2 separate regions of the Homo sapiens genome follow, and region 2 is linked to region 1. Evidence: read pairs that join two places in POLR2A ChIA-PET (ENCODE). Cell type or tissue: PC-9. All regions are shown on one strand. Region 1 overlaps RAD51B (RAD51 paralog B). Region 2 overlaps DCAF5 (DDB1 and CUL4 associated factor 5).

What was found. Peaks named below come from ENCODE experiments on the same cell type or tissue, not always from the same donor. Only the 100,000 strongest peaks of a DNase experiment are listed, where the experiment ranks them.
Region 2: POLR2A ChIA-PET joins it to region 1 with 14 read pairs; 2 of 35 experiments call an interaction of 5 or more read pairs at or near these places.

The regions. Positions count from the first base shown.
Region 1 is chr14:67,950,539-67,955,538 of GRCh38, forward strand. The region is part of intron 7 of RAD51B (RAD51 paralog B); the gene reads left to right. Among named protein-coding and RNA genes, the nearest start is that of RAD51B, 130 kb to the left of the region's middle. In PC-9, no CTCF peak of the experiment used is centred here; no DNase peak of the experiment used is centred here.
Region 2 is chr14:69,131,353-69,136,352 of GRCh38, forward strand. The region is part of intron 1 of DCAF5 (DDB1 and CUL4 associated factor 5); the gene reads right to left. Among named protein-coding and RNA genes, the nearest start is that of DCAF5, 19 kb to the right of the region's middle. RefSeq lists a silencer at 2,040-2,334. In PC-9, no CTCF peak of the experiment used is centred here; DNase peaks (open chromatin) are centred at 1,999 and 2,589; H3K27ac peaks cover 2,127 bases.

The DNA.
Region 1 (5,000 bases):
CTTCTTATCAGCAATAAGACTGTTTTGCTTTGTTAGCATTTGTGTGTTCACTGGGGTAGCAGCACATTTAATTTCCTTCAAGAATTTTTTTGTTTGTATTCACAGCTTGGCTATTTGGTGCAAGAGGCCTAGTTTTTGCCCTGATTCAGCTTTTGATACGTCTTCCTCATTAATCTTAATTATTTCTAGCTTTTGATTTAAAGTGAGAGATGTGTGACTGTTCCTCTTTCTTGAACATTTAGGGGCCATTTTATGGTTATTTCATTTTTTTTCCATTTTTTTGTCTAACGTGATTCAGAGAAATGTAGAGTTATTAAATGGACTAATTTTCATATTTTTATGTCTCAGGGAATAGGGAGCCCAAAGGCAGGCAGCAAGACAGGAGAATGGCTGTCCTGGTGGAACAGTCAGAACACATAGACTTATCTATTAGGTTTGACATCGTACAGGAGTGTGGTTGGTGGTACCTTAATAGTAATATCAAAGATTGCTGATCACAGATCATCATAACAGGTATGACAATAATGAAAAAGTTTGAAATATTGTGAGAATAAGCAAAATGTGACACGGACATGAAATGAGCACATGCTATTGGAAAAATGGCAGTCATAGACTTGCTCAGTGCATGGTTGCCACAAACCCTGAATGTGTAAAAGACCACAATATATGTGAAGTACAGGTGAGGTATGCCTGTACGTAGTTGGTGCCTGTAGTTTTGTATCCATTGAAATATACTGTCACTCATTGGGTCTGCAATTGGGTGTAATAATAATATCATTTTATTGTTAATGGGCTTTGAGTCTTCCTCTTTCTTCTGTGATAGTTTGCCATTGTCAAGTTAAATTTTTATGAGCTTTTTCAGAGCAGAAATTAAACATTAAATGGTTTATTAACCAAAATAAGGCAACTGCCTTTAGACTTTAATGTAGTACCCATTTTTTCCTACAGCTTATCGTCTTCCCAGTTTAAAAGGCTTAAGCAGAAGAGTAACAGTATAGTTAAAAGTTTTTAAGTTACAAAGTTGGAACTTGCCTTTTTTTGATTATATGATCCCAAGAGTCACAAGAGAGTAGGCAGAAAGATTACTGCTTTATCAATAGGTGAAAGTTCAGGTTTATCTGAATTTAGAATATTAAATTGTACTTTAACCATACCACATGTTTTTATAACATATAAATCATAACTGACTTCATACTATTCTGTTATTTTATGAGGTGATCTGATGTGGCTGCAAAGTTGTTAAAGTTAACCTTGAAGAAACCTCCTATGGCTTAGTGTTTATTTGCAAAATCAATCACATTTTTTCTTCTGCCTTATTAGACTGATGAAATCATTTTCTAGCATATGGAAACATTCCTGGACCTCCTGTTATTTTGCGTAAATAACCCCATGTGACTCACAAATGTTGAAAAAGCAGTAGATATTTCCAAATGCTATTAGAACCATCAAACTAATACAAAAAATTCTTCGGTGGGACAAATGAAGACCAGAATGAAGTCTAAGTCACTGTTTCCAGTGAAGATTAGTCACTTTTTCCACTCTAATTCCAGAATTTCTTTAATTTTTCTTGCTTATGTTAGCAACAGTATTGTCACAAAAGATTCAACAGTCATCTCCTCAGGTAACCAATTGTTACACAAACCATATGTAGAAAATGCTCACTGGCTTCATTTATAGAAAAAAAAAAAGATAACTGGAAGTTAGAAACAGTTGTCCAAACTTTTGAACTATAATAAGCTATTTTGAAGTGTCATTGTCAATACAAAGTACATACCAGTGTGAGATTTTAAGCAGTAATAAAATCTATGTGTGGAAGAGTAAATGAAGCGTTTCTGCAATATTAATGAACGGACAGATATATGGGAAGAAGTGATATTAAACCTTGCCATACACTCTGACAATGTACATGAACAGAGCCAGTTTGCTTGTAAAGATTAGTAACATATCATTGCAATAGATGTGCATCCTGTGGTCTAAACTTATTCCTAAATGACATCTTGAAGTTTGGCCTGTCCAAAAACATCTTTTGAGGAAGGACAGATGCTATAGCTGCTTTCTTCAAGGAAAAAAAAAAAAGTAAGTGACATCACACCTTGTTTTAAACTTAATGAAGTGAAGTAAGGATGTCCTCTGAAAAACTGGCCGGAAGTAGGAGTAGTAGGAGGGGGAGGAAAAGGAGAAGGAAGAGGGAAAGAAGCTCTTTAAGAAATAGAACTAGTTGAAAATATTAGTATCTAATATTGTCAGGAACATGACATATAAGAGATTATTGGCAGAGTGCAACTTCAGAACTCTTAGAGGATTCTAAAAGCAAAGGAAAAAAGTTTTTTAGTTTAGTTTAGTTTAGTTTTTTTGTTTTTTTTTTAATAAATGCTTACTACTTCTGAATCAGACATTCTTTGGCATCTTAAACTGAATGCCTGTAATTACATTAGCTGTTTTGTGAGACTTACATATATTCTAGTCCTGTCTAGTACAGAACACTATGCTAAGCATTGCAGAAAGAGCAAAATGGATATTACTTCTGTCCTCAGAGAACTTATCTAGGAAGAGGTAGAATATAAATATTCAAACATCTATAGAAAAAGCAGAATCAACCATCTAAGAGGACTGTGTAGACAAGACAGATCTAATCCTTTTATTAACATAAGTGCTTCATGAAGGAAGTAGATGTGAACTGGACATTATGGTGTGTGTTGAATTTGGACAGATTAAGATGGGATTGGGGTAGGAGTTAGGCTTTTGACAAAGAAAACAGCATGGGCAAAGATGGAGCAGAGGTGGAGATGTAGGGGATATTTGGGAACAGGAAGCCTGATTTAGGGTGAAGTATAACTTTTATAGAGGAGAATGGTGGGAGATAAAATGGCAAGTAAAGCTTAGAGCCAGGTCATGGAGGGTTTTAAAAATGAGAATGAAGATTTGAACTTTATTCTCTAGCAGTGGGGAGTCCATGAAGACTTTTTAGCAAGGGCTTGGTAGGAGCTAGTAGCTGTGCTTTAGAATGATTAATGGGAAGGATATAGTGGAGTCGGGAGAGGTTAGAATCAAGAATTAAAATTAAGGGGCCATTGCAGAGGCCCAGGTGAGAGAGAATAAGGCCTAACATAAGGTGTGGCAGTGGAGACGGAAAAGAAAAGTGAAGCATCTGGTAGACAGAATCGGTAGAACTGAGCCATGATTGTATGTGGGAAGTGAGGGATAAGAGAATTGGAACAATATTTGCATCTGAGTAACTAGGGCACTGGTTGTACCATTAACAGAAAGAAGAAAATTAGGAAGAGGAGCTGATTTGGGAAATTAAGAAGATGTATTAAGTGTTTGAGATGAATGTGTAGGGGCATATGAGAATTGCAAAGAAGAGAAAGGGACAGGAAGAAAAGACTGAAAAGAAATGTGTGCTTTGAGAAATACACACATTTTTGAGTTTGAATAGAAGAAAAGAAGGTGGCAGAAGTGGTCAAATCAGGGAGAAAGAAATCAGGACAGCATATTATTAGGAAGTCTCTCTTGAGGTGTGTGATCTTGTTTTACTCCAACTACTGTGGTTTTCATTGTCCTTGCAGACTCTTCTGTACTCCATGGTTATAGTAACGCTCTAACTCAAATTAATTCCATTGTTCTTTCTATTGAATCATCACAGAAGCTGTTAGGACTGATAATCCACAGAATGATATGAGGGATCAGAGGCTTACATTCTCAATGCCAAGATTATATATACTATTCCTGACCTTACCAGGTAGGTAAGATTCTTTGTGCTTAATTCCGCACTCAGGACAGACTTGGTGAGTCTGTTGCTTATTTTCCTGTATCTTATTAGTGAGGGAAATAATATTAGCCATTTTGTAGGTTTGGATGCTGACTCTCGTGTTTGCTTTCTAAATCAGCACCTGATCTGGAAACCAAGAGATGAAAGAATTTCAGTGAGAGGCTAGTCAGTAGCATCATATGGTCCACTCTCCAGAGGAGAAGACAGATGAAGGTTAAGAAAAGACTCCACTAGGTTTGGTGGTTTTGAGGTCACTGATGGCCTTTAAGAAGATAGTTTTAATACTATGATGTGGGTGAACTAATCCAAGAAGTTAAAGAATAGGTACATTTTAAAGAATAAACTTTCCAACACAGACTACTCTTTCAAGGATTTAGGAGATGAATGGGAGGATAGAGATGAAATGTTAGCTATAGGATCACTAGGGTCAAGGGAAGACTTTTTTCTTTTCTCTTTAAATTGAAAAAAGTAAGCATATTTGTAGGCAGAGGTAAAGGAGTATTTGGAGAAGAAGAGAAAGAAAGTACTGGGGAGTAGGGGGTTAACTGTTGGCTGATAGATCTTGGAGGAATCTGGAACAAATGATATCAAGTATATAGGTTGAGTTATTGACCTTGGGAAGGAATGTTTAGAGATCAGAGGAGTAAGAGGACAGGAGATGGGTGGAGGTATAGGGAGAGGACAGATGCTGAGGGAGGATATATCAGACCTCAGGCATCTCATTAAAAAAGATAAGGCCATTGGCCAAGAATGAGGAAAAAAGAGATAGGAGAAAAGGTGTAAAATAGTTGCAGTGGGAAATAATTAAAATGAGGTAAACTCAGCTGAGGACAGATAGTTGATTTTATTTCTTGCCTTTTTCTAGTAAAATTCAGTTTTACTAGAATTTGTTTTTGCTTAAGAAAGTTCCATGAAAGGCTGCATTCAGAAATATGAAGAATTTTATTGTCAGCTAATTCATGCTGATGTACATATCTTAGATCCAGAAATATAAATGATGATAGTACTATTACTACTTAGGGCTGGATCACAAAAAGCCAATATGCACTTAGGATTTGAAGGTACTTTCAAATGTTATAAGGAAACAGTTTCATCAGGGAGTAGTTGTAGGAATGTAGTTTGGAATTTTGTCAAGCATATCTTTTCTGTCAATCAAAGGCATGGTTTTGTATGACACAGTGTCTAACTCTTGCTTCTGATTTCTTCTGTTTATATGAAAGATATTTCTCTA
Region 2 (5,000 bases), 1.2 Mb after region 1:
GACCAAACCTCCTTTTGTGTTAACCATACCTCTCCTAAGCTCCAAGAAACTGCAGCGCATTACAGAGGCACAGTCTGTGTGACACACAGCCCAGCTACGTCAGTGGATGGAAAATAAGTCTGTTTTGTTATTTTTCCAAAGTTGAAAATAATTGATATTTGTATAGGAATTCAATCACTTACATATCTCATTTTATTGTCACTTGTGAGGTAAGGATTATGTAGGCCCTTTTTCTAGACACGTATCAGAGAGGTAAAATGACTTGCTAATAATCCAAAGAGCTTGGCCTGGAGCCTAAAACTAAGTTGTATCCATTCTACCAACATGCAGAGGACAGAACAGCACCTAGCATTCCAAATGAGGAATGTTCTGGAGCTTTACACAAGGAAGAAAAGCACTTTCCAGGCTTTTTTTTTTTTTTTAATGATTTTATCTATTTTCAAGTATAGAGTTTTGTGGCATTAACTACATTCACATTTTCATATCGTTGTGCAACCATCACCACATTTTATCTCCAGAACTACCCCTTCCCACTGACAACTGCCATTCTCCCCCTAGACACCATTCACTTGGCACAGTGTCTTCAAGGTTCATCCATGTTGTAGTGTGTGTCAATTTCATTTCTTTTTAAGGCTGAATAATACTATTTCATTGTATGTATAGACTACATTTTGTTTATCTATTCATCCACTGATGGACCCTTGGGTTGCTTCTACCTTTCAGCTTTGTGAATAATGCCACTATGAACATTAGTGTACAAATATCTGTTTGAGCCTCTACTTTCAATTCTTTTGGGTATATAACCAGAAGTGAAATTGCTGGATCCATATGGTAATTCTACTTTTAACTTTTTGAGGAATGCCATACTGTTTTCCACAGTGGCTGCCCCATTTTATATTCTCACCAACAACGTACAAGAGTTCCAATTTCTCCATATCCTTGCCAACTCTTTTTATTCTTTGCTTGTTTGGATAATAGTCATCCTAATGGGTGTGAAATGTTTGCTGGCCTTTTTAACCTTCAAATAATAGCCTAAAATAACTCTCAAGTCCTTTTAAATATCTCAGAGCGCATCATTCTACAAACAGTTTGAGTTATCTTTCTTCATGAGTACCTACCCTGAAATTCAGTTACCACTTTTCTATTCACTCACCCCATCCAGCCCAAAAGAGTTTTCTGTAGTTCATTTATCCCCTATTGTTTTGCATTTCACTGCCTCAAGGAACATCATATATAAATTTGGGAAATTTCATATTCATTCTCTCCTCAAATCACCTACAAAAACATTAAGAGCACTAAGCTCTATTTACTCAAGCCAGCCACTTCTGTGATTAGACCTATTTTAGAGGTGATATAATGTGGGGCAGCATAGCACAGCACAGCATTCAAAACCACAGGCTTAGTCTCCACGTAGTAAGACATAGGAAAAAATAATAAGAAAAAACCCACAGGATTAGGATACACAAACACAGGTTCAACTCTCAATGTCGCCGGCACTTATTAGCTGTGTGCCTTTAGACAGGTTACTTAACTTCTCTAAATTATAGTCCTCCCATCTGTAAAACTGAGAAAACAACACTACTTATTTCACAGTGTTACTGTTAGGATTAATGAGATAGATCTGTGTAAAAGACTTGGCCCAGTGCCTGATACATATTAAGAGCTAGATAAATGTCAGCTAATTATTATGCTATTTGAACTCAAACAACAGCTAACATCAGTTAAGTTTACTCTGGGTCAGGGACTATCCTAAGGGTCTTATATGTAGTGGCTCTTCCAATCCTTTTAACAACCCCACGAAGTAGGAATTCACATGAAACTACAGAAAAGCTACATAATATGAAGGGGTACACAGCTACCAAGAGTCATTGTTGGCATCTGAATCTAGGTAATGTGGCTCCAGAAACCATGCTCCTTACCATGATGCAATCCAGCCTCGCAAATATAAGAGGCCAGGCAGCAAAGTAAATGAGTCAGACTTGCCAGATTAAGTGACAGACTGAAGAATATATCTGTATTTTTAAAAGATAAGCCACCATTCAGCTCTTGCCAGTTGTTGCCATAGAGAAATACAGACTCAAGATTGCCAGATCTCCCAATTTTTGGCCCAGGGATAAGTTAAGGTTGAGTGATTTGCCCAAGGTCATAAAACTGCTGTTCAGTGGCACTTCCCAAATCGAAACCAGTAGGCAGGGAAGAGGCGGGGGTACAGGCAGGTCTGGAGAGATAGGAGAGGTGGTGTCACACAAATTTTGCTCTTCACTACAGAAGTAGCTATAGGGATAACATCTACAGGCATTACTTCTGCTGACACCCTGTTTTTACCTAGTACCCTTCTGCTAAAAGCTGAGTCCACTTATCTACCTATTATCTCATTTTTCCATGTCTCTAATGAGGTAAGTAGAACAGAAACATCCCCATTTTAAACATGTTAAAAGTGAGGTCCTGGCTTGCCTTAGCTCCTAGCTAGAAACACTTTACATTAAATAGGAAGTATTAAGCAGCAGCAACACCCTAACTAGACAGCTAGAGCCCCATAAAATGAAATGGTTTCTCCAAAATCAGATGACTAATAGCAGTGGAGTTTAATAAAGCTAGGGTTTTGAAATACTAACCCTAGACAATGTCTCTAATTCCTGATCAGAAACAGAGAAAGAAATCCACAAACATTCAAATATCCCTTTCTCCTTACACCAGAGTCACAGAGTAGAGATGTAAGGCACCTAAGAGTTCATCTTCTAACATCCCCATTTTGCCAGTGAGGAAACTGAGGCACAAAACTGAGGCACCTGTCCAAGAGCACACTGCCAGTTACAGGCAGAGTGGGATTCAAATCCAAGATGTCTGAGTCCAAAGCCCCTGCTCTTCCTAAAGTGTGGAACATAGGCCACTGGATGATTTTAGACAGTAGAGAAATGATTTTAATAATTACGTATTTTAAGGTGTACTAGAAAAAAACAACTAGCACATAAAACCCGTGACTTAGACTTTATAGTAATGTCAAGTTTCTTTCAAATGCTGTTTATAAGGAAAGTCAACTTAGAAAAAATGTTAATAGCACAGGTGACACTCCTTATATATAACAAAAATCAAAAACGTGGGGCTCAAACTTCTGAAATTTGGAGAACAGGCACATTTACGACCTCCTTAAGAGAGGGACTCTAAATCAGAGGCTGCAATTTGATATACATCCAGATGCAAACAGGGTTAACTAGGGAATAATCTCAAGAGAAATTAGGAGAATGTGACTGTTTTAACAAAGAAAGTTACAACCTAATGAGTTGCACTGTAATCAGTCTAAAGGAAGACTACAAAATGGCCAAAACATTAAAATATTCAGACTCACTAGTAATCAAGGCCAGTTGTATGAGAAGTCATAATACACTTTTTAGATGATGCCAATATTCTGACTGAATTGGTTAAGACAAAATAATGACCAGCAGAAGCCACGATGCAGTCTCATAATACATTGGTCCAAGTGTAAATAAGCTGGTTTAACCATCTTGGAGGACAATTGGGTGACATATATCGAATGTATCTTAAAAATATAAAAAATATTCACACCCATTGACTCAGAATTCCACTTCTAAAGATTTTATTCTAAGGGAAAATATTTTTTCTCTTGGACTTAGCTACAAGGATTGTGATAAAAGCAAAAAATAAACAGAAGAAACAAGACAGAATTGGTTAAATTCTGATGTAGACACTTGAAAGGATACGATGTCATAATATCATGCTTCAGAACAGTTGTTCTCGAAGTGTGTCCCATGGACCCCAGAAGGTCTGCAAAGTCAAAATTTTTTTCGCAATAACACTACAATGTTATTTGCCTTTTTCACTGTTTGAAACTGTACTGACAATGCAAAAGCAATGGTGGGTAAAACCACTGGTGCCTTGGCGCTAGGGCAGTGACGGCAAATTGTACTATTCATCAGTGTATTCTTTAACTGCCACTCATTCACAATAAAACACAAATGCCACGTTCACTCAGGAGTGCCTTGATGAAGCAGTAAAAATAATTGTATCAAATTTCAACCAGAGTACACATCTAAATACTCTGTATGACAAAATAGAAAGTACACATAAAACACTTCTGCTGCACACTGAAAAACAATACCTATTTTGTGAAAAAGTATCTATGAGATAGTTTGCATTGTGAGCTGAACTGGCTGCTTTTTTCATGAATAACATTTTTACTTGAAATTACTGAAAAAGTATGGTTATTCAGATTTGGGTATTTGCTAATATTTTCTCAAAAATGAATAAGATGAGCCTGTCACCTCAAGGAAAATAATTGGCAGTATTTGTAGCCAATGATAAAATTCAAGCTTTCAAGTAAAAATAAAAATTTTGGAAAAATTGTATTCACCATGGTGAACATAACCACTTCCCAATACACAGAGGCTTTTCTGATGAGACTGGTGGCAATGTCAACAAATGTGACTTTTTAAAATATACAATGAAATGTGTCAAGATTTGGAAAACCTGAAAAACTCAGTGAACCAGTATTTTCCAAATGATCGATGTATGATGTTATAAAATGATGCATGGGAGGAAAGACCCAAAGTTTAAGACAGATCAATGGATTTTAATGTAACAATGTAACAGGCTACGAGAAATTATTCGATATGGTTTTATATTCTACATTGCAACTAATCTTTAAGAAACTTCTACTTGTTTTGGTACAGTATTAAGGAAGAATATACAGTTATCTAAGACATTAACATGCTCTTCCCTTTTATAAAAACTGATGTGTAAAACTTTTTTTTTTTTTTTTTTTGGATACAGGGTCCTACTCTGTCACCCAGGCTGGAGTGCAGTGGGGCAGTCATAGCTCACTGCAGCCTCAACCTCCCATGCTTAAGTGATCCTCCTACCTCAGCCTCCAGAGTAGTTGAGACTACAGGTGCACATCACCATGCCTGGCTAATTGTTTTCTTTTTTGTAGAGACAGGGTCTTGCTATGTTGCCCAAGCTGGTCTTGAACTCCTGGACTAGAG